3 separate regions of the Homo sapiens genome follow, and all the other regions are linked to region 2. Evidence: chromatin loops called from intact Hi-C (ENCODE). Cell type or tissue: A673. All regions are shown on one strand.

Evidence for each region. Hi-C counts contacts between places; a loop is a spot of excess contacts. Peaks named below come from ENCODE experiments on the same cell type or tissue, not always from the same donor. Only the 100,000 strongest peaks of a DNase experiment are listed, where the experiment ranks them.
Region 1: it touches region 2 in a loop (14-fold over the local background); 2 of 110 quality-filtered maps call a loop at or near these places.
Region 3: a loop joins it to region 2, with 7 times the contacts of the local background. A loop is called at or near these places in 23 of 110 quality-filtered maps.

What each region holds. Positions count from the first base shown.
Region 1 is chr1:199,157,073-199,165,072 of GRCh38, forward strand. LINC02789 (long intergenic non-protein coding RNA 2789) reads left to right here. Exons shown (of 4, transcript NR_147896.1): 2 at 4,351-4,413; 3 at 5,393-5,498. The region is part of intron 1 of LOC107985243 (a long non-coding RNA gene); the gene reads right to left. Among named protein-coding and RNA genes, the nearest start is that of LINC02789, 12 kb to the left of the region's middle. In A673, no CTCF peak of the experiment used is centred here; DNase peaks (open chromatin) are centred at 2,919, 3,749, 4,399, 4,919 and 2 weaker places; H3K27ac peaks cover 8,000 bases.
Region 2 is chr1:198,767,674-198,775,673 of GRCh38, forward strand. No RefSeq gene overlaps it. Among named protein-coding and RNA genes, the nearest start is that of MIR181B1, 87 kb to the right of the region's middle. In A673, a CTCF peak has its summit at 4,076 (motif pointing right); a DNase peak (open chromatin) is centred at 4,108; H3K4me3 peaks cover 292 bases; H3K27ac peaks cover 5,207 bases.
Region 3 is chr1:199,548,062-199,556,061 of GRCh38, forward strand. No RefSeq gene overlaps it. Among named protein-coding and RNA genes, the nearest start is that of LINC02789, 400 kb to the left of the region's middle. In A673, CTCF peaks have their summits at 2,716 (motif pointing left) and 4,130 (motif pointing left); DNase peaks (open chromatin) are centred at 2,700 and 4,090; H3K27ac peaks cover 3,628 bases.

The DNA of each region.
Region 1 (8,000 bases), 390 kb after region 2:
TCTATTTAAAACAAAAGTAGGGGAAATAATCTACACATGAAATCCCTAAAGATAATTATGGTGCCTCATTGTATACTAGACTTTCTAGAAGGTTGTATCAAGTCTGCTTTCTCTGTACAAGTGCTCTCAAGGAACAAGGGGACACCCCTAGGTGCGTTCACTGAGGAACACACATGCAGGAGCCAAATGACTTCACACTCCTCAGTCAGAGAGGGCTAACATGAATTATAGTCAAAAGAAAGACAGGCACAGAACTGAACCTATCCCTGAAACTGGCTTCTCCCAAATATCTTTTCAAAATATCACCTTTCTTTTCTTTAATATTTTTCTTTGCCTATTTCTCTCAAATCCTGAAAAGGAGAAGGGAAGACAGTAGGCCCAATAAAGTGCAAATGGGAAGAAAGGGTGGTTAAAAACGATGACAGGTGTAACTGAAATCTGGAATGCTGTTAAATTTTTAACTCTCTCTCCTAATTATAGCCCTCCTGACACTTTCTGTTTCTGAGCTCCATCAGTGAATGGTGGAAATGACCTCAATACATTTCATTAACTAGATCTCAGATTTTTTTTTTCTTCTTCAATCACTTAAGCAAAGCAACTCTCAAGCCTGACTGTCCTGTAAAAGGTGAGGTCTCCTTCTTGAAGCTGAATCACTCCCTTGGGGTTTGAGGGTCATTTACCTTTGGTTAGTACAGCAGATGGAATGTTGTATGCTTGGCTCAGGGCTTCTGGCTGAGTGCCCTGGACTGTGAGGACAGTTGCTTAACTCAGAAGGTGGCTTCAGATTCCCCCTACCATCTTTCCAGGGCTCCCAGCTACTTGAGAAAGCTATAAATTACTGTTGTTAAAATGTTATACAAGAAACTAAAATATCTCAACAGCGTAAAAACCCAAGCCATTCAATTATTAATTAAAAAGGCAAATGATTTAAATAGATATTTTTCAAAAGAAGACATACAAATGACCAATAGTATATGAAAAAAAGTTCAGTATCACTAATCATCAGGGAAATGCAAATCAAAACCACACTGAGATCTCCTCCCACTCCAGTTAGACAAAAAATAACAAATGCTGGTAAGGATGCCTATAAAGCGGAACCCTTATATGCTGTTGATGGGAATGTAAATTGGTACATTTGCTATGGAAAACAATGTGTATGTTTCTTAAAAACCTAAAAATGGAATTACCATGTGATCCAACAATCTACTACTGGGTATATATCCAAAGGAAAGGATATCAGTATGTAGAAGAGATATTTACACTCTCATGTTTGTTGCAGCACGATTCACTATAGCCAAGATATGGAATCAATCTAAGTGTCCTCAACAGATGAATGAATAAAGACAATACACAATGAAATACTAATTTATATATACATATATATGTGTGTATATATATACAGACACAAAATGAACATATATACACATTGCATATATATACTACATTATATTATATGTAGTATACAATGTATATACAATGGAACACCATTTAGCCATAAAAAATTAAATCAAATCATTCAAGGCAACATGAATGAATCTAAAGGATATTATGTTAAGTGAAATAAGTCAAGCACAGAAAGATCAATACTGCATGTTTTCCCTCATATATGGAAGCTAAAAAAGTTGATCTAATAAAAGTGGAGTATAGCATTGCATTTACTAGAGGCTGGAAAGGGTAGGAGGGAGAGGAGATAGGGAGAGGTTGGTTGACAGGTACAAAATTACAGCGTAAACAGGAAGAATAAGTTATAGTGTTCTACAGCACTGTGAGGTGACTAAAGTTAACAACATTTTATCGTATATTTTCAAATGTCTAGATGGGAGAATTGTGAATGCTTCCAACACAAATAAATCATAAATTTTTTAGGCAATGGATTTGCTAATTACCATGATTTGATCATTAGACAATGTACACATGTATCAAAATATCACACTATACCCCCCAAAATAGTACATTTCTTATGTGCCAGTTAACGTAATAAAAATGTAGGTACGGCCAGGCGCAGCGGCTCATGCCTGTAATCCCAGTACTTTGGGAGGCTGAGGCGGGTGGATCACCTGAGGTCAGGAGTTTGAAACCAGCCTGGCCAGCATAGGGAAACCCCATGTCTACTAAAAATACAAAAGTTAGTCAGGCATTGTGGTGCATGCTTGTAGTCCCAGCTACTCAGGAGGCTGAGGCAGAAGAATCGCTTGAACCTGGGAGGCAGAGGTTGCAGCAAGCTGAGATTGAGCCACTGCACTCCAGCCTGGGCCACAGAGCAAGACTTCATCTCAAAATAAATAAATAAATAAATAAAAAGTAGGTACAGAATTCCAGATCAGATGTGTGCCCCAAGAAGTGATTTAAATAATAAATTATTGTTTCATTTCTGCAACATAGAAATGAGGAGCCAGTTTCTTAGAAAAATGAAAAAGAAAAAGACTTCATTGTATGAACATTTATTTCTTGGGCTTTTATTATAGTTACATTGTAGCACTTGTGTTAAAACTCATACATTTATCAAATAACCTAATGGTCCATATAGAGCATAATGAATGCTTCACAAATTATCAAAATTCTCTTGGATAGATGAGGTGTCTACATTTACTGAGTGTTTTATTTTTATTTTTACTTTTTGTATGCCAAGGTTTGTGCTAGGTTGCTTGCAATGTATTATCACACTTACTCATCACAGCTGTCCTAATGCTAACCTCTCTTTTGAACAAATAAAAAGTTGGAGACTTAGAAATGAGAAGAGTTTGCCCAAGTTTACACAGTTAATAAAAGACAAAATCGGGATATAAGAGCACTTGCTGTTTCTTATTACCACACTATTGACAGAAAATTGCAAAATGGCAGAATTTGAAACTGAGTCTCCTGCCCCTGAGTGTGTGTTCTTTTAATTATGATTCACACATTCCTATAAGCGCCTGAATTTTTCTCATGGAGTTAAGAATTGGCAGTGAACAACAAAATGTACTGAAAAATTCATGGGCTTTTGAGTAGGAATCCCCTGAGTCTAAATCTCAACAAAGCCATTTATGAGGGGTATTATTTGGGGCAAATTATTTAATCTCTCTAAGCATTCATTTCTATCTCTGTAAACCAATAATATACATTTCATAGGTAAAAATGGAAATAAAATGTATAGCATGTATTTGATATTGTGAAAAAATGCACATAACATCCATAGCATGATATTTGGCACTTAACTGTTGATACTCGATTATATAATAGACAGTTAAGTTTTTTCAAAATTATTCTAATATTGGCATAATACAAAAATATTTTGAAAATATATATTTGCCTGAGTCTATTGAGGCAAGTTGGGGTCCAGGAGCCTACAGGATAGGGGGGTGATTTAAAAGCGAAGATAATAAAAAGAAAAAGAAAATTAGTTTCTAAAATGCAAAAAGGAGGTGGAGGAATGTAATAGCATTACAAGACAGGCTAATGTCTTGAGATAAAATTATCCAAATATGTCCTTCCTCCCTACCCTCTTTCTCTTTCACATAATAAGGACTAAACTACCACTAACATGGATGGAGTATATCCCTCCATGTCTCCATGCCTATTACAGCAGCCAAGCACTACCCAATAATGAGATAGTAAGAGAACCCAGAGAAGAGATGGTATATTACATAAGTGGGGAAACACCAAGGGCAAAGGTAGTCCTCTAGTACCTCCTCTCCCAGTCCCAGTCTAGACAGAGGGAGTTACAATCCAGATTTTGAACACTTGTGCTCCTTGATTTTCCTTCCCCTATCCCTAGGCCCTGAAAGTTCACAATCTTAATTTATATTTTTTGGTGTTTTGTTTCTGTTTTGCTTTGTTTTGTATCTGACGTTCTCTACTTGCACAAACTTTGCCACCATGTTTAAATGACTTTGCATAGGGTTGGTAGTTCCTTCCAAGGAAGGAAGGGAGGGAGGGAGGAAGGAAGGAAGGAAGGAAGAAGGAAGGAAGGAAGGAAGGAAGGAAGGAAGGAAGAAGGAAGGAAGGAAGGAAGGAAGGAAGGAAGGAAAAATTATCACAGCAAGCAGTAGGGGACCTGAGGTCTGAGAGTAAGATCTTATTAGTCATAGACAAAATTTAAAAAATACTTTTCTTAGTGTGATTAAGTATGAGTAAATTTGCAACTCTGTATAAGAATCTGTTCTCACTCTCAATTCTCTAATTCATATTTTGAATATCATTGAAATAAACTTTACATTTCAATAAAAATACTCAATTTAGGTAGTAAGAAGCATTTTGATTGGTGTTAGATGATGACTTGAAATAAGTAAACTGACTGGATTATATTAATATTTTAATTAATATTTTTCCTCTCTGAATATTTTTCTTTCCTTTCTCTTCCTTCTCTTTCAGCATGAAATCAGCTCTGTGCTGAATGCCTCAGGGAAGGAATGTGGCAGAGAACAGAAAACAAAAGTAAGCAGCCATGGCTGTATTCATTTTCTAATTAATTCACTCATTTACTCTTTCAGTATATAGCACTGCTGAGAGAATTCCAAAATGGTAGCTTTTTTCCTCCTAAAATATGTCATGTCAGCTCATAACTTACCCTTATATTCATTTATTTAATAAACAAATATTTGTGTGTGTGCTCTTAGCATGTATCAGAGTATTCTGGATGCCGGCTGCCAAAGGTAAAATGGCAAGAAGACAAAGACCCTTTTCATGTGGAAGTAGAGGGCAGATAATTTTAAAAAGCAAGGAATTGCCTTGATGTATTTTCTATGCCCAAACTAAACTCCAGAGAGGAGAAGAAACATTGCGATGTAAACACACAAAAACAGAGAGACCTGAAAGGAAAAGGATTTTCCTCAGAGAATTATCTCCCCTCAGATTAAGAGAAGAAGGCAATGATGAGAGACCTGTGGTTTCCTGCCGGGGCTGAAGGTACCTCCCCTCCATTTCCTAGGAAAGTACAGCAAAAGGAGAAAATGGCTTCACACTGCTTCTGGGCGAAGAGAACATATGCCCTCTCTCCCAAGATTTGCCCACCAACCATGCTTGGCACTGAGGCATCAGAGAGAACTAAGGGACTTGTAAAGGCCACATAGGCCAGGATGACAGCTGTCTCAGCAGCTACAGGCATGGACTCACAGCCAACAACCAAATGGGCCATCCCCAACTCCTTGGCATTAAGACCTTAATATCATAGTGAAATCCTAACTAGAGAAATGTCAGTAAGGATTGGGGCTTGGGAGTTCAGGTATTTTTTTCCCAGCAGTCTAGTGGAATTTGTTCTGGAGTCAGAAATTAGATAGCTTATAAAAATTAAGTAATATATCATAATTTTTAATTTCATAGACTGAGATATCTATTACACCAGTACGGTGCTTGGGTAATCTATCGTGGCATCTTTCTTTTTTTAATTTTGCATTTTTTAATGTTTGTATTTCAGATGGTGTTTCGCTCTGCTACCCAGGCTGAAGTGCAGTGGTGTCATTATTTCTCACTGCAGCCTCAAACTTCTGGCCTCCAGCGATCCTCCTACCTCAGTCTCCAGAGTAAGCAGAATTATCAGTGTGAGCCACTATGCCTGGCTCTGTCTTGACACTTTTGTATTTTTCAACGCCACATTGAAGCAGCTGTCAAGTCCTGTCTCTTCCTGCACACTCTGTGTGTGTGTGTGTGTGTGTGTGTGTGTGTGTGTTTGTATATTTCTCAAAAGTATTGCTGCCTATCTTAATTACTGTTTCCTTGGCTCATCTCTCCAAATTGCTACCCTAACCAAATGTCCCTGCTTCCAGTTTTATTATCTTTCAATCAATGCAATACCCAGTGCATTTTATTTAAAATCTGTATCTCACAATGTCTCTTATCTGTTTCATACCCTTTGGTGGTATCTATCTGTCACAGTTAAAAACATGACCCACAAGCCCTTCCAGGAACTGGTTTTTCTCTTCTCCAGTCTTCAGCCTTAGCTCCCTCTACATCTTTCAGTTTGGTTTCTGATCCAGCAACATAGCCACATATTTTTTTCCCAGTTTTAGATCCTTTGCTCATGTTGTTCCCTCTGCTTGGAATTACCCTCACTTTGCACTCACTTTGCCTTTGTAACTTCCACTTATGCTTTAATGTTCAATTCAGGCATCCTTTCCATCAAGATAGTCTCTGATTTTGCTTTAGTCTACTTCCTGTAGTACCACTGTAATTTATGTAATAATTACACATAACTCCATTTTATATTCTGTGGACATCTAATTATGTATCTGTCTCTGCCCACAAACTGTGAGCTCTTTGAAGGCAGGAGCCATGATCACCAATCTTTAAGTCTCTATTACCTACAACAATTTCTGGCCTAAATAGGCATTCGATTCATGTTTGTTGAACTGAATAAAATTATCTAAACAGAAATCTGGCAACACTTCAGGGATCTTTCATCAGGAATCTAATTTTAGAGAATCCAGATGTTTCCAGGCAAGCAAATTAATGTGCCAGTAATTCTTCAGGGTCCATCAATGTATACGTTGTCTGATGAGTTTAAGGACTGATCAGATGCTGTTTCACAGACGTGAATGTCTAGAGCTGTTCCTGAGGTAAGACACTTTAATTATGTGGATGTGCCCTTTAGATTTGTATTCAGTGCTATCGTCATGATTACCAGAGCAATCATGACCATAATAATAGCAAGAGTCCCTTGCATTTATATAGTAGCTCATAGTATGTAAAGCATTTTCTTACACATCACAGCTTTAAAAGATAAACAGGGTAGGCATTATTATCTCCACTTCAGAGATGAGATAACTGAGGTTTAGAGAGAGTAAGCATGTGGTCTAAGACCTCAAGCCCATTAAACTGCAGAGCCAGAACTGAACTGACTTGTTAATCTTTGATTCATGCTGTCTGCTTAAATTCATGTCAACGATCATGTTTTCTAGAGGAAATAGGAATTGCCTATCTAAGCTCACTTCTTTTCATTTCAAACCTAGATGCAGGATGTGCCTAAAGAGAAAGAGAAAGAGAGGCATGATTTCTGCTACATGTCATTACTTTGGGTTCTTCAAATAAATCAATTAAATGTAAGCAAACTTCTAGTAAATAAATGAGTAACTATAATTGCTATGGAACATCTAAAGGTAATGTAATGGATAACTAATTGTTTTCAACGTGAGTGTAGGATTGGCACACAAAATTGGCAGAAACAAGGCAGCGTCTTTTGGGGACTTCTTGATCTCATTTATTTTTCTGTCTCTTCTCCCTAACTCACCACTATACATGATAAACTTAAAGCAACTAATCTCTCAATAACTGTTCTGCACTCATGTCTTATTTCCTGTCCTACCTGTCAAGTGCCATAGAGTAGCATTAATATCTTATTCAGTCTTATTAATTCATTTAATAAGCATGAATTAAATGTCAATTGCGTGCCAAGATTCTGATATACTCGAACGTTACCAAGATGAATGAGACCAAGCTAGCCTCAGCTCTCGTGTGGAGTATGCAATCCAGTGGGGGAAGATAGGTGACAATGAAAGCAACATTCCTGTGGGTTTCAGAAGTATGTGGTAGCACAGTGATAGCCCCCAAAAATGAATAAACCATTTAGCTTGGAGGATTCTAGTGAGACATCAGAGAAGATGCATACAACCTTTGAGCTTCAGTTTTATCATAAAACTAGTAGATGGTCAATAAATGGCACATAGTAGATGGTCAATAAATATTTGCTGGTTGATTAAGACACAATCTGGTACAAGTTATTACAACCCTGCTAAATTCAAATCACTATAGTATACTCCCTCTTAGAAACATTAGCCTTATAACTTCATCTGAGTTTGTGGAATTAAAAGTTTCTCTCTGTATTATAGAAACTTCAAGCATCCGCAAAAGACTGGGCAAGACATCCTTCCAGCTATATTTGACAATCACCTCCCTTGCCTATGAGCAAGGTAGTAAGCTTTTTCTCACAAGCTGTTCACTCTGAATGAAGAATTTGTTCTTTTTCGGGGGACTGAGTGTCTCTTACATGAGAGAGGTTTGTTTCTTCCTGCCCAATTTGAGTTTTTGTG
Region 2 (8,000 bases):
CTATATTTAAAATGAATCAGAATCTAGAGTCTTTGTAGGGCTTTTCTTTTGCTAAAATCCTTAAATCCTTATTTTCATTCATCTTTTTTTTTTTTTTTTTTTTTTTTAGACAGAATCTCACTCTTGCTCTTTTGCCCAGGCTAGAGTGCAGTTGCATAATCTCAGCTGACTGAAACCTCTGCCTCCTAGGTTCAAGTGATTGTCCTGTTTCAGCCTCCTGAGGAGCTGGGATTACAGGTGCATGCCACCACGTCCGGCTAATTTTTGCATCTTTAGTAGAGACTGTGTTTTACCTTTTGGCCAGGCTAGTCTCGAACTCCTGACCTCAAGTGATCAGCCCACCTTGGCCTCCCAAAGTGTTGGGATTACAAGTGTGAGCCACCACCCCTGGCCTCATTCATCTTTAATTAGGATGATTTTATTATAAAGTGAAAGTGGGTCTTATCAAACTTCTTTATGATGCTGTTTCCTTCTGATCTTGAATATTTGAGAATATCTAGCATTTTTATGATTGAAAGAAAGCACAGCAAAAATTTAAAAAAAACATTGAGAGTCATTTTTTTTTTTGGTCCCAAAGAATTTTATAAACTTAATTTCATGGAATTCTGTCATTGATTGTTGCTGTGCAATGCTGGAGCCAGACCAAACGTTTTCTCTTATAAGCATTAATTGTGTTTTCTTCCTGGATGATTGTATGATTCTTTCTTGATCTTTGAAATTATGAAGTCCATCTTGCTCAATCTTGGTGCCAATCTTTCTGTATGGATTCTTCCTGAGACACAATGTGTATTTTTAATCTTTATATTCAGATTTTAATTTTTTTCACGAAATTTTAAATTTACTCTATCTTTGAATTTCTCTTTCATGCATTTGGCATCCTTCAGGGGCAGTTGTTCAATTGTCCACATCTATTAGTTTCCTTCAGATTTTTAAAGGAATCTCTTTTGTTTTTCAGCGCTGACTGTTTCCTGGATAATTTGCTCCCTTCTGCCTATCCTGTCAATTTCTTTCTGTATCTCTTTTTCTCTCTTTTACCCATTTCTTCTTCTTTGTGTATTTACGTGTGAAAGGGTGAAGATACAGAACCTTGTTTTTGTATTGAACATCTGCATTCCCTAATTTTCTTATATTTTATTGCCAATTTTAAAAATCTCATTGTCCTTTCATTCTACTCTTCGAGAATCTTCAACTTTTTGTATCTTCTATTGATGTTTTCTCTCTTAAATATAATTTCATTTCCACAAATTCTTTTAAATTTATTCTCAGGGTATTCATTTTTAATCACCTTGTATAGGTGCTCTATGATGGAAATAGCTCTCTGAGCATATTAGTTACAACGTTTTCCTATTCCAGGTATTGCTCTTTTTATCTATGTTTCCTTTGCCCAGCTCCAGACTTCCTTGATGAGATAACCTGAGCTCTTTTCCAGTTATCGTAAACATCAATGCCTTTAAGACACCTTCCAAATATCGCCAGATCTGTAAAGATGGTCTCACTGCCTCACAGCCAGAATGTATTAGTCTCTTCATCTTACCTTCATAGCACATTGATTATAATTCTACCATAGTATATATCATATTCCACTGTAATCTTTTTATGAGTATCTCCCTTAGGGAACATCATTCCTCAAGATCAGAAACTATACCCGTACCTATCCGTATAACTTTTCTGTAGCAACTTGCAGTAGTGGAAACATCTAAATGTTCAATAGGTATGTTTTAATTGCTATTATAAGAATAAACCACCTTGGTTTTAGTCATGTCTGAACTTTTAATTTTTTTTAGTTTTTGAGACTTTTCTAGAGAGTAAATTCAGGTTCACAAGAAAATTGAGAAGGCAGGATGATATCCTATATACCCTCTGCCACTATGTATACATAGCCACCCTCACAACTTTTTTGAAATATAAATTATATCAACCTCCAGTAAAATATTTACTACAGTTAGTTCTCAACCTTATTATCATTTTTTCTCAACCACATCACTCACAAACTTGGTTTTTTGTCTTAGAATAAATGTTGTGCTGTTTTCCCCAGCTTCCAGGATGCTTAGCTGCTTTAGTTCTCCAATGGGACTAATCATTTTCAACAATTTCACTGCATGCTTTACCCCCTGTGTCTTTTCTTCATCTTGATTCACCTTAACAGAGTTCATCCCCCAGTGAGCTTGCCACTTTGCCCCTTGTCTTTCAAGCACCTGGCACATGATGTGTTTGGGGGACATTTACTGGAGGTGTTTTAAGTGGAAGGAAGCAAGCTTTTTGGGGGCCTTTATGGTCTGCCCCAAACCCCATTTAGAGAGCAGAGTAAATTTTCATACAACACTGTGTCAGTGAGACTGGGACACGAAAGTGGGGGCTTAAGTAAGGGGAATTCAGAGAGGAACTTTAAAAAGTGACGGAATGAAGCCAAGTATACTTAGCAAAGTTGTTCTGAGGCTTCTCACTCTTGAAGATTTTTTTTTGACCTGGAGGGGAGCACCTGGCTGTAGGACCTCTTGCTTAGTTTCTTTACCCTCACTAAAAATAATTTCACACTCCACCTACCAAGTTTTAAGACAGGAAATGGGGATTGCTTTAAAGGAGCTAATAAAATATGATGCCCCAGAAGTCTCCATTGGAGTTTTTTCCCAGCAGACATGTGCAAAAATAAATGTCATTAACTTCCATCTGGATGCATATTGAACAATTTCACTGCATCAAACCAAACAGGTAGTTCTGTCATAGGACAACATATAGCACAAATAATGTAATGTTTCATGAATTTTACAGGGATACAGTGAAGTGACTTTATTACTAAATGGGCATTTAAAACATTAATAATTTTATTCATGAGAATCTATATTTTTAATAAATGAAGTTTTATAAGTATGAAATAGCTCATGTTCATAGAAATAAGCTCAAAAATAAGTGAATTTTACCAAAGGAAAGTATAATTTCTTTGTGGTATTAAATAAGAGAAGCACTTGCTTTTTCCATTGTGTAAAGCTCTTTAAAGTTGGGCTAACCCATTATAGACAACAAAGTAGATAGTCCATCCAAGTTCAGCAAAATAATCATATTTGAAGCTAAAGTTCTCCATAAAGGAACATCTCTAAATTAGAATAACTGGCTTGATGATTAACACTAAATCATTAATTTAGAAATAAGACTGATATTTAATCCTGTACAATCATCAAATCTTTAAAGAAAATGTAAATATTCCCCAAGAGGTGAGAGGCAGTGGATTCATGATAAATGCACTGTGGAAACTCTGGGCTTTGTTTATATACTTGCTTGATACTGTTCTTCAAAGTCTAAAAAGAAAATCTTGAAAGAATATTCAAACTTCTCAACAGTTCTGACCCCAATAATTTATCATCTAAAATATTAGAAGAAATAAGTCCCTGAATGCTCTCGGGAAAGTAAATCTTCTCTGAGTTGGCAGCAGGATTTCAATCTCAATCAAACTGGGTCTCCTAAGTCTTGATTTATGAGAAGTAGACAAATTTTTCTTTAAAAAAAAAACAGAAAACTTATAAGGTTCACATACAACCTAAATGAATTCTGTGGTGTTTGTATGCTAGAGATAACAGAGAAGTAAATTATACAATGATCTTATACTTTTTTATTATTCTAAATGAAATTTTTATTAATTAGTAAAACATTTCATAAGCATTCAGTTTTTAGATGTGGATTTCTAAGAGTTTTTCTATGTAAATATAATTTACTTATTTTTAAATTCCAACTCTTCCTTTCTCTAAGACCAAGTTATTAATGTTTTAAATAATTTAAATAATTAGTTTGACTAAATTTATCCTCTGAGGAAAAAAAATGAATTTGTGAAGACTGGATTTTCAGTCTTGGACACTTTTTCATCCAAAATATAGATTTCCTTTCTAAATGAATGCTGAATTAAAAGCAAACTTTAAAAAACTATGTTTTTATCAATTTATTTTTATATTTTATTATTAGGTAACATGGAATAGTAATTCATGGGAACAATCTATTTTCTCTGGGATAATTTTGTTATACTGAAATATTTTTAAATAGATGTGTTTGAATGCCTTTTATCACCTTGTTGCAGAAAACAGAATCACCACCAGGTTGCACTAAAACATTTACAATGGCTTGATTCTGATGGGGGTGGGTGGGTTTCTAAATGCTGCAACCTACATGTGCATGTCAATAAACCATACAGTACTGTCATACCTGCTTTCATTACAGGTTTTCAGGAGTATGCTGATATTTTATATTACTGAGGTTGCCTACACTTACTTAAGAAAAGTACTTATAGAATAAATCAATTATATTCTTCCTGGGGAAAATATTTTTTTTTTCTATACTGTGTTTCATACAATCTTCCCAAAGTGGACCAGCCTGGTATCGTTACTTACTCTTTATTGAAATCCATTCGTAGCTCACTGACGACAGCAGGCAGTCCTGGGAAGTGAGTGCCTTTTTAGAGTCAGATATTCCACTTGTAGATTTCTTACTCTAATTTTTTCAGCCATATACCTTTCTTCATTTCACACAACACTAGCAAGCAAAATCTATCTATCTATCTATCTATCTATCTATCTATCTATCTATCTATTTTTTATATATATGTATATGTAGATTATATATTTTTTCTGTATTTTATATATATATATATATAGAAAAAAAGCTACAGTTTGGGTCATATTTTTCTTTGACCCAAATCCAAACAGTGTTACAAAGGCTTTATGTATCTTGAGACATATAAAAATACATTCCCTGAAGTTCATTTATGTAATGTACTTTAGGCTATGTGGAAGACTCAATAAAGAGTCTTCTCTGCCAAAATATTTAGTTAGCAGTATCTTAGTTAGATGACAGATTAAGTTCATGTAAATTTAGATACTCCAACATCTTCTCTGGATACATTTTGAAATGAAAGAATTCACTAAATAACAAAATATAGTGGTAAACTAGACATATTTAATAAAAATACTATAAGAAATATATATTTTAGAAAAATGTGTATGCACAAATCTGTGTTTATAATTTAAAAATTAGAAACAGTTATGATAACTCATAGTAACAATATTTCCTTACTAGAAGCCATTTCTGTCTTCCTGCTAGTTGTGGTCTTGTTTTTGTACATTATTTTCCTTGGGCCCCAAGCTTATCTCTGCTGGACTCTTCATCTTTAGAGGTTATGCCTCTCACAATGCTGGCTTTAAGGTCCTCTCTGAATCACTCAAAAGCTGGGGTTTGCAAAACTCAAATATCTTCAGAGGTTAGGAAAATAACAAAAACAAATGAAAAAACTTGATAAAATATTAAGTGGTGGCAGCTTCAAAAACATAGAAAATATATACTTTACTGAAAAGTACTCAAATTCAATTATTTTAAAAACATGGTTCTGGCCTGACAAAACACAGCAGCCTGAACGTTGGCCACCTCAACACTATATTTTACCAGTCCTATTTCCATTGTATAAAACTGTTGCTGTTGGTCTGCTGGGTTACTTTTCTCTTTATCTGCCTCTGTTGCTTGCATTTGTATACTGTAAGTTCCATGTTGGGAGGAGGAAGAGCAGGAAGAAGAGTAGGAAAAAGAGGAAGAGGAGGAGGAAGAAGAAAATGAAGAGGGAAGAGACAGGATCTCCCTTTTCACTCCAGGGAAATAATGACTCTTTTGCTCATTTATATTTACCACTTGAGACATCACCTTAGTCTGTATTGGGCTCAGTTTCCCTATACAACATTTTCCAAGATTTCTGTTTAACTTTGACATTTGCTTATATCCATTCCTCTTACTGTGCGGCTCCCCGCCTCTAAGAGTAATTACTCAGGAGATCTAAAACTGTCTCTTAAGGCAAAGCTTCCCAACCATATGAAGGAGGCCCTTGTATACTTTGACATTGATCCTCATATCCCTCACCTTGTTCTGAAGCCACGGGAACCTTGAGGTTACCTGCAGGGATAAAGAAGGCTCGCACAAGAATTAGATCTTCTCCTGCATCCTCTTTACTCTGCTGTGTCTTTTTGTTGAGACAGAGTCTCTCCCTCTGTCACCCAGGCTGGAATGCAGTGTCATGGTCCCTGCTCACGGCAGCCTCAACCTCCTGGACTCAAGAGACCCTCCCACCTCAGCTTCCTGAATAGCTGGGACTACAGGCACATGCCACCACATCTGTCTATTTTAATTTCTTTATTTTAAGTAGAGATGGGGTCTCCCTATGTGGCCCAGGTTGGTCTTGAACTCCTGGGCTCAAGTGACCCTCCTGCTTCAGCCTCTCAAAGTGCTGAGATTGCACGTGTGAGCCACCATGCCTGGCTCCAGTATGTCTTCTAACTACTTCATTTACTCAGAGCTCTTGAGGTGAACAAGTTTGGAAAGTACTACCTTATGAGAAAATATGGCCCCTTAACCACATGGTCAGTTATCATTTTGGTCAAGTGTTTGTCATCTGCAAAACATCTTCACAGGATTGATTAATCTGTCCTTATGACCTGTATTGACTTCAGACTCACTATCACATATCTGTGGCATCTTTGATTTATAGATCCCAAGAAGGCAGACTCTTATTTTATAGAGCATATAGCCTATCTACTTTGTGTGCTAAGAAGGACCAGGGGGAGAAAGAGGACTGTCACCAGGAGGAATGTGTCCCAGAGAGGCAAATCGTCTTTTCTTATTTCCCCTAGCTTTCTTCCTTTCTTCACAGCTTCATGGGAAAAGGCAAAACATCCTTGATTTTTATACAAACCCTTTCTCTCCTTTTCAAACTGCTGCTGTCCCAGGAGAGGTAAATTCTTTTTATTAATTATAAGTACTTTAAATTTTCCTTCATGTACTATTTGTGACTAGCGGTTTGAACCAACTGGTTTTGCAGCTTGGGGTTTGGACCTTTCATTGCTTTTGTGTTTGTAACTCTTCTGCCCATTAATTTAGGGTTTTCTTTCCTGTCCTGATGCTTTGCCTGTTCTCCTTACTCAGCTAATTTTCTGCTGCCTCACTTGACTACACGCATTAACATCTTACAGTTTAAATATCCAACTTTCTACTTCTTTTGTGCTTAATCCTGACTCTGACATTCAACTATTCCCTGGTCTTGTTGAATTGCCTCCTTTCAGCCTATTCTGACCCTTTCTTACTAAATGATCTTGTACTACTTTCTGGTTTCCCAGTCTCAACATCTGCCTCAAACTTTACTCCAGTTCCTCCAAAAATTATTCCTGGAGCATTTAAACGAGTACGGAGAACTGTACTCTCACCCATGTGGTTTTTTTCCAAGAAAATAAATTTTACTCAAAGGTAAAACATCAGATCTTGTTTTCTTCTGATTTCTGGCCAGTCCTCTCCCATTTCAAGTGCTAGGAACAAGGACGTGCCTGACTCCTGCTCATCTTCTTCTCTCTCACAGGGAGCTCTCAGGGCAGAGGAACTTCTTCCTCCAGCCTTTGTTGCTTAGTGAGAGTCATTTATATTAATGTGCCTTGCAATGAGAAGTCAGTCAGGTGTCATGAAATTCATTGTCATGTAGAACATAAGGAGTGTCTACCTTATTAGACTTATTTTTTTTAAATGGGGACATAACTGTTCACTTTCCTTCAGAAAATATTGTATTGAAATAAGATAATTTTCAAAAATAAAGGCAAACATTTTACGTGTTTAATTATGTTTTTTAAGTTGTATTGATTTTTTTTTCCTGTTTGAGTATCCTTTTCTATCCATGTTACTGCTGTATATAACAATTGATTGTTAGAGAAATTGCTTGACTTTACCTCTCACCTTTGGTTAAAAATATAAAGAGCTACTTCACTCTTTAGATAGATAGTTTTTCTTTTATCCTTAGTAGTACATTGACTAACATTTTACACCACCCCCCCTAAAAAAAATCCCCAAAGGGAATCAAAATGAAAAAAAAATGAAAAAAAACAAGCCTATTATTTGTGTCTGCTTTTAGAACTCAAATTAATTAGTTAGATGAAATCAAGTTCTATTATTAATCTAACTAAATATACTGAGTATAGAGTAATTTCAGACATCTT
Region 3 (8,000 bases), 780 kb after region 2:
AGTACTGGAGCCTGACCACTTCTACCCCTTCATGGGATTCTTCTAACAAATTTTGCTCTGGAGCTCTTCATAGGCCTGGCCAAGACATTCCTTCTAGAGGTATACTACAGTTTAAGGATCCTCCTATTCCATCCTCCTTTCTTTCCTCCCACTCTTCACAAGAACTAGGTTTGCATGAAGCTCTGAGGCTCTCCCCTGCTACTCGACTTCCTCTCCCCTTTATCCTTCATAAACATTTCCCCCAGTAAATCTCTTGCACTTCTATCTTGACATCGGCTTCGACAAGTACAATCAACTTTTTCTATTTCTCAATTCTGGGTCTTGGATACACTGTTTTGTCTAAACAGCTATTCTCCCTTTACCTGGCTGGCTTTGACTTTGACCACAGACAACAGATACCGCTTCAGGCATCACTTCTTCCAATAAATCTTTCCTGACCTCCCCACCATCCCCAAATCTATGTTGGATGTTCCTGCTAGAGATTCCTTAGTACCATTTACATGCCTGTCTAGCCCTCATCCCTCTGATTTTTAATTTCTTTTTATCTGTCTATATCCCTCCCCAAACTATAAATGTCATGATGAAAATACCTGTATTCTTTCATCATACCTAGTATCTACCACAATGCTTTACAATACTTGATTTTTTAAGGACTCAATAAATGCTTGTTGAATGAATAACAACACAAAGCAAGAGAATAAAAACCATGGAAACCAACCAAGAGTGGACCCAGAGATAAAGAACAAAAGTGAAACTTAGAATTCCACTGACTTAAACACACACACACACACACAGACACACACACACACTCTTTAGACACTTTTAAAAGGCACCCTAGAGCTTCAGAAATGAGCAAAGTGAGAGTTATTAAGGGCATTGACCTACTCAGACACAGATCTTCAGAATATTGGTGTTTAGCCATGACATTCCTTTCATTGGCAACATAGTCCGTTCTTGCTGAGGATGAGACTGTCACCGCACACTGAAAGTAACCCAAGCCACATGATGCCACCAGATATAACTCCCTAGAGTCACCAGCTTTATTTTGGTCAGTGATAAGAACCACTCTACCTATGAGCAGTTTATGGCACTAACTCAAATGCACAAAGATTTACACCAGCCACCTGAGAACAGCATAGAAGGTTTCTCTCGGAAGTTGTTCCTCTAGACTTCTTCTCATTTATCCATCCAATTTGCTCTTGTATTCGTTCCTGTCAACCTGACCCCAGATTCTAAGCTTTATATCCCACATTCAATACTTGCTTCTAATACTATTGGAATTAACGACTCTCTGACTTCGCTTCTTTTCTGCACAGGTTATGTATTCTTCTATGGTCTGGGGCTTTTTGTGTTCCAGCTATTTCTGTGTCCATCTTTATTTTGAATAAAGACTCTCTACTCTTGCCCAAAGGAAACACAAAAAAAATCCTCATAATTATAGAGACCATTTCATGGGGGTGGGGGGCGGTAAAAAAATCATTGTAATAATATTTATTTTAAAAGTTTATCATCTAGAAGCCACAGGAATTGCATTCCTTTTTCTGAGTTATAAAGAATTACATGCATGAGTACACAGTAAGTTCTGCTAAGTCAACAATGGTTTGAAGATAGTTATTATAAAGCCATCAGAAACTGATGTCACTTCAATTGGACACCAAAATTTGACATGCCTGGTAATGTAGCCCATACGGTAGATTTGGGTCTTAATGTATCACTTTCAAAAAACCTTAAATTCTCAGGGGAACATGTGTTAAAAAGAGAAAGATTACCTGAATCTATGTAGATTTTCCAGGATACTACACAGCCTATGGAGCCGAGTAGGAAGCAGAAGCACTTCTTAGGTGCAGCTGTAGCACCTCAACGTGGAGGGTGAAGTCTGGAAAAGGATATCTAAGTAGAGCTTTCAGGCACATGCAATCTTAAGGAGGTGGGCAAGGCAACAGTATCTGAGGCGGAGATGGAAAACCAGGGATCCGAAGGAAAGGAATAGCAGGTTTATAAAAGGACAAGTAAAAGGAAGACCAGGAAAATATTAGAGACAGTAAATTACAGCCCACAGCCCAATCCAGATGTCAATTTATGGTATTGCAGTAGCCACTGCATAAAGAGGTTAGTGAACTACATTTAACATGTGTGCATTTCATTTTATTTAATGATTAAGCTCTTTAATTCTTTGTGTCTATGAAAAGTCACAGTCAGAAAATCCAGATAGACTATATTAATCAGAGCACATAATTCTAGTGGTAGACATGCTTATTCCCAAAGCCTGGATATATTCCTAGAGCTTTTGCAGTGCCTTGTTGTCTTGAGGTAAGAAATATGGTTGGCTCAGCAGCATTTGTTAATTTATGTAAGAAGGAAAATGAATCACATATAAACATATGGAAATATCCAAATGCCAATTTTTTTTTAGGTTAGTTCTTTGCGTCCTCATTTTCCTTTTAGCCTGGGGTTTACATTATCAACTTTTAACATTAAACAGACTCCTTGCTCTTAGTTTTCAAATGCGTGTATGTATGTGTGTGTATGTGTATGTGTGTGTGTGTGTGTGTGTGTGTGTGTGTATGTATATATATTTCAGACTAAGTAAAATTAGTGTTTTCTTTGGACAGAAAACTGACAAAGAATGGGAAATCCTTACTTTAGAATATTGCAGTTAAGGGTCATGAACATTTAAGCAGGAGTTACTGCCATCCAGAGGCAGAAAGCCATGAACTGCCATATCCTATTACAGTTTTACTATAAAGGAAGTAAGCCAAGAAAAATGTGTAGGTTGTTGCAGTTTTGCTCATTAAATCATCAAAGAATGGAAAACTAATACCTAGATTCAAGTGTCACTGGGTTTGTGCTCCTACTGTCATCATGAATGACGGAATATATTTAGCATTCTTCAAAGCTTTCATCGTGAAGGAGAATGCAGCTTTCTGTGATCTAAGGCTAACCATTTCCATAGACTCTCCAAGCACAACAGTGTAAAACATCTTGAAAATAAACTCTTGTATATTTCTTTGAAAATATTGTTTTGAAGCCACGTGGTACCTCAATGGAGACACTGAAATTAATATTTCTAGTGGCTGATGAAGGCAGCCTATTATCCTTCAGCACAGGTAAAATATCATATTTCCTGGCTATGAATTTTCTGTTAGGACACAAGGATATCCATCATATAAATAGTGCTCAGCAACTACGTGTAGTTTTCAACAAAATATACACAGTAATTAATTTTAGCAGCATTATCCTGAAAGAGTTTGTGAAAGTAAAAAGAGTTTGTAAAAGAGTTTGCATAGCTGAAAAGTGTGCTGGAATTATACTGAGGGACCTGCTTACTATACAGGCTCAAACTTAGAGAAAATGATATGTTGTTCTTCTAACACTCTATCACTTGACATTGCGTTTTGACTGTTTAACAGTCTGTGTCTACAGCAATTCCAAAGGCCAAATTTCCCCTGGAAATAAATAAATACACAAATACATTAATTCTAGAGTCTTTCTGCTTATTTACATTTTTGTGGTAATCCAAATTCAAACCCTCCATCAATTTGAGTTTTCAACAACAGGAAAAAGTAATGACTCCAAACAGGCATTTTACATACCCTTGACAGATACAAGGGTAACTGTTTTGAATACTTTTTAAATTTTGAATACATGTACACAGACACTTACACACACATAATCACATACACACAGACAATGTGAATGATAAATTCAGTAAAAATATAGTCTGTCTGTTGATCAGTCCTGCTTCAATATTCTAACCAGCTTCTGCCTACCCAAAGGATTTAAGGGTGGAAACCTTTTGAGTAAAATAAAATAACTCATAATGGGATGAGAAAATATTATTAACTATTTTCACGCTGCCAAAAGTATTTATTGTGCATGTTAGAATATTTTTTGGAAACCTGTGCTCGAAGCTGCTAAAGGGGATATGGGTAAAACTTCACCCATTAATAGTATAAATAATTTTAACTTTAAGGAAAAAAAGCACCAAAGCAAGAAAGCCTACATTTCTGTAGTGCTATGATCCCTGTCTTAAAATCCTTTTCCACTTTTTGTTTGTCAGTATCTTTCCGTTAGACTTCTTGCATGTACAGGGTTCTCAGCGCCCTCTACTGGTTTTCTGCCTCAGGTTTAAAAAAAAGAAAAAAAAAGGGAATAAAGCAGTCATTCAAATCCTGGGCAATGGCACTCTCCTGACTAAATAGAAAGGAAAAAAAGAAAGACTTATCTATGCTGATGCTATTTATTAGACTTCTTGTTGTCTTAATAAATCACTGTCTTTAAATTGTTTATTTATTCCAATGATCAGGTGTGAGGTGGGTTGTTTCTGAGGACTTTCAAATCATTATTAAGTCTTACACTTCAGCTCCACGATAGGAGGTAGCAACATAAAACAAAGAAAAAATACTGAAAATACATTGCAAATAAAACTGACTTATTTTATATAGGCATAAACCATTTATGAGTGGCATAGGACAAGGTTTGGTGATACAAGCACACTGAATTGTTAACAGTGGTTACCTATGAAAAGAAGATCGGCATTGGAAGCAAGGGTATGGGGTGAGGGTGGGCATTTTCCCTCGTTACTGTATACATATGCATTGTTTAAAATTTTAACAGAGACTGTATTATAATCTTACCACTTCTCATCTCATCTCTTGCTACCATTTCCTTTCAGGCCATTATTACCCCTCACTAACCTCCTACCTGCTTTCCCTGCATCCTTCTTGATCTCCTACCGCTTTCCCTCCAGAGAAATCTTCATAGAACAGTCAGGGTAATTCTTCTTAAATATGATTCACAGCATGGCTTTCCCCCTGTCAAAGCCAGCCAATGGCTCCCCATCATATTTAGAATAAAACCCAGTCTCCTTTGTTCCCCAAATTCCCCCCAGATAATAATGCCTGGCCCTCAATAGGTGCTTTTGTAATGAGTATTTTAATGAATACCAAATAGATAAACAAGACTGTACTAAGGTATTATCTTAACAGTCTTTAAAAGAAAAAGTAATGAAATTGGAACAATAGTGAAAACTCGTTGCTAAATAGCAGTTCAACTTGAGTGAATTCACTTTACCTTTCTGGATCTTATTTGTCACATGGACTAAATAATGATCCTAGGTCTAAAGTTTTAATGGGCCAAGGTCTCAAGTTGTTACCCATAGACACAGACATAAACACACACTCACACACGTGCCAGCTGTGTGCTTATTATAGATGAAATCCTATCTTAAGCTGTTTTCTGATGACATTGCACTATACAAATGACAGAACTCTGATAAATATAGGTGACATTATTGAGCATTTGCTAAGTGCCAGCACTGTGTTAAGCATTTATAAATTTATTTAGAGCTTAAGATATATTTACTCATTTATGCTTCAAATAACCATTGATGTAGGTGCTATGAGTAATTTACAGATTAAGAAAATGAGACATAAATTAAATATCATTCCCAAAGTCATATAGTTAGTAGGTGACACATTGGGATACAAACCTCTTCTGTCTGGTTGCCTCAGCCCAAGTTACCCCAGACCAGTGACAGTCACCAGATGACTGCCAGATGCTGATTAGCTTTGTCTCACCAGTGTCCACCTGACACTAGGAATGGACACATCTTCCCAAGTTATACAAGAGATGGATGGATATGTGTACAAAACTGGGCTTCTGTTATAAAGAAAAAAGAGGAAAATGAATGGTATATGTGCAAACAGTAGTGTTTCTTAGAAAATGAAAACTTGTTAACATCATAAATATCCACCAGTAACAGAGGGAAAGTTAAGTAAATGATTCCATATCATAAAGATAAAATAGGATGAAGCCACTGAAAATGATAACATTGAACAACAAGAAAAATGCAGAGATACAGAAATGCAAAGAGAAAAATCAGAAAGCACTATAATTATAATTATGCGAAATTGTACATGCATATAGACAAAGAATGAGAAAAAATGTGTGTTTACTTTTTATTTTTAGACTTCTATTATTCCTGATTTATTATTGTTTGTATAGCAAAGAAGAAGAAATCCAGTAATCAACATGAATTTTCATAGCAAAGACTTGGAACCAACCCAAATGTCCAACAATGATAGACTGGATTAAGAAAATGTGGCACATATACACCATGGAATACTATGCAGCCATAAAAAATGATGAGTTCGTGTCCTTTGTAGGGACATGGATGAAATTGGAAATCATCATTCTCAGTAAACTATCACAAGAACAAAAAACCAAACACGGCATATTCTCACTCATAGGTGGGAATTGAACAATGAGATCACATGGACACAGGAAGGGGAATATTACACTCTGGGGACTGTGGTGGGGTGGGGGGAGGGGGGAGGGATAGCATTGGGAGATATACCTAATGCTAGATGACGAGTTAGTGGGTGCAGCACACCAGCATGGCACATGTATACATATGTAACTAACCTGCACAATGTGCACATGTACCCTAAAACTTAAAGTATAATAAAAAAAATAAATAAATAAAAAATAAATAAATAAAAAAATAAAACAAGAGGACCAAGAAAAAAAAAAAAAAGAAAGCAAAAAAGGAGCAGGAGTAGCTATACTTCCATCAGAAAAAATAGATTTCAAGACAAAAATTAAGAAGAGACAAAGAAGGTCATTATGTAATGATAAAGGGGTCAATTCAGCAAGAGGATATAATGATTATAAATACATATGCACCCAACACTGGAGCACCCAGATATAATAAAGTAAATATTATTAGAGCTAAAGAGAGAGATAGACCCAAGCACAGTGACGGCTAGAGATTTCAATACCCTACTTTCGGCATTGGACAGATCACCCAGACACAAAATCAACAAAAAAAATCATCAAATTTAATCTGTACTATAGAACAAATGGACCTAGTAGATATTTACAGAACATTTCATCCAACACCTGTAGAATACACATTTTTCTCTTCAGCATATGGATCATTCTCAAGGATAGATCATATGTTAGGTCACAAAACAAGTCTTAAAATATTCAAAAAATTGAAACAGTATCAAGTATCTTCTCTGACCACAATGGAATAAAACTACAAATCAATAACAAGAGGAATTTTGCAAACTATACGAACACATACAAATTAAACAATATGCTCTTGAGTGACCAGTGGGTCAATGAAGAAACTAAAAAGGAAACTGAAAATGTTCTTGAAACTAATAATAATAAAAATACAACATACTAAAACCTATGGGGTCACAGTGAAAGCAGTACTAAGAGGGAAATTTATAGCTATAAGTGCCTACATCAAAAAACAAGAAAAATGTCAAATAAATAATGTAATGACATATATTAAAGCACTAGAAAAACAAGAGCAAACCCAACCCAAAATTAGTAGAAGAAACAATAAAGATCAGAGCAGAAATAAATGAAATTGAATGAAAAAACCATACAAAAGATTAAAGAAATGAAAAGTTGGTTTTTTTGAAAAGATATATAAAACTGACACACCTGTAGCCAGACTAAGAAAAAAAGAGAGAAGATCCAAATAAACAAACTCAGAGATGAAAAAGGAGACATTACAACTGATACCACAGAAAATCAAAGGATCATTAGTGACTGCTATGAGCAACTGTATACCAATAAATCAGAAAATCTAGAGAAAATGGATAAATTCCTAGACACATACAACCTACCAAGATTGAAAAATGAAGGAATCCAAAACCTGAACACACCAATAACAAGTAACAAGACTGAAGCCATAATAAAAAAATCTCCCAGTAAAGAAAAATCACTAGCATCTCTATATGCAAACAGTGAACAATCTGAAAAAGAAATTTTAAAATCCCATTTATAATAGCAACAAATAAAATTAACTACCTAGGAATTAAGTTAACCAAAGAAATGAAAGAGCTCTACAATGACAACCATAAAACATTAATGAAAGAAATTGAAGAGGACACAAAAAAATGGGAAGATACAACATGTTCATGGATTGCAAGAATCAATATTGTTAAAATGTCCATACTACCTAAGGCAATCTACAGATT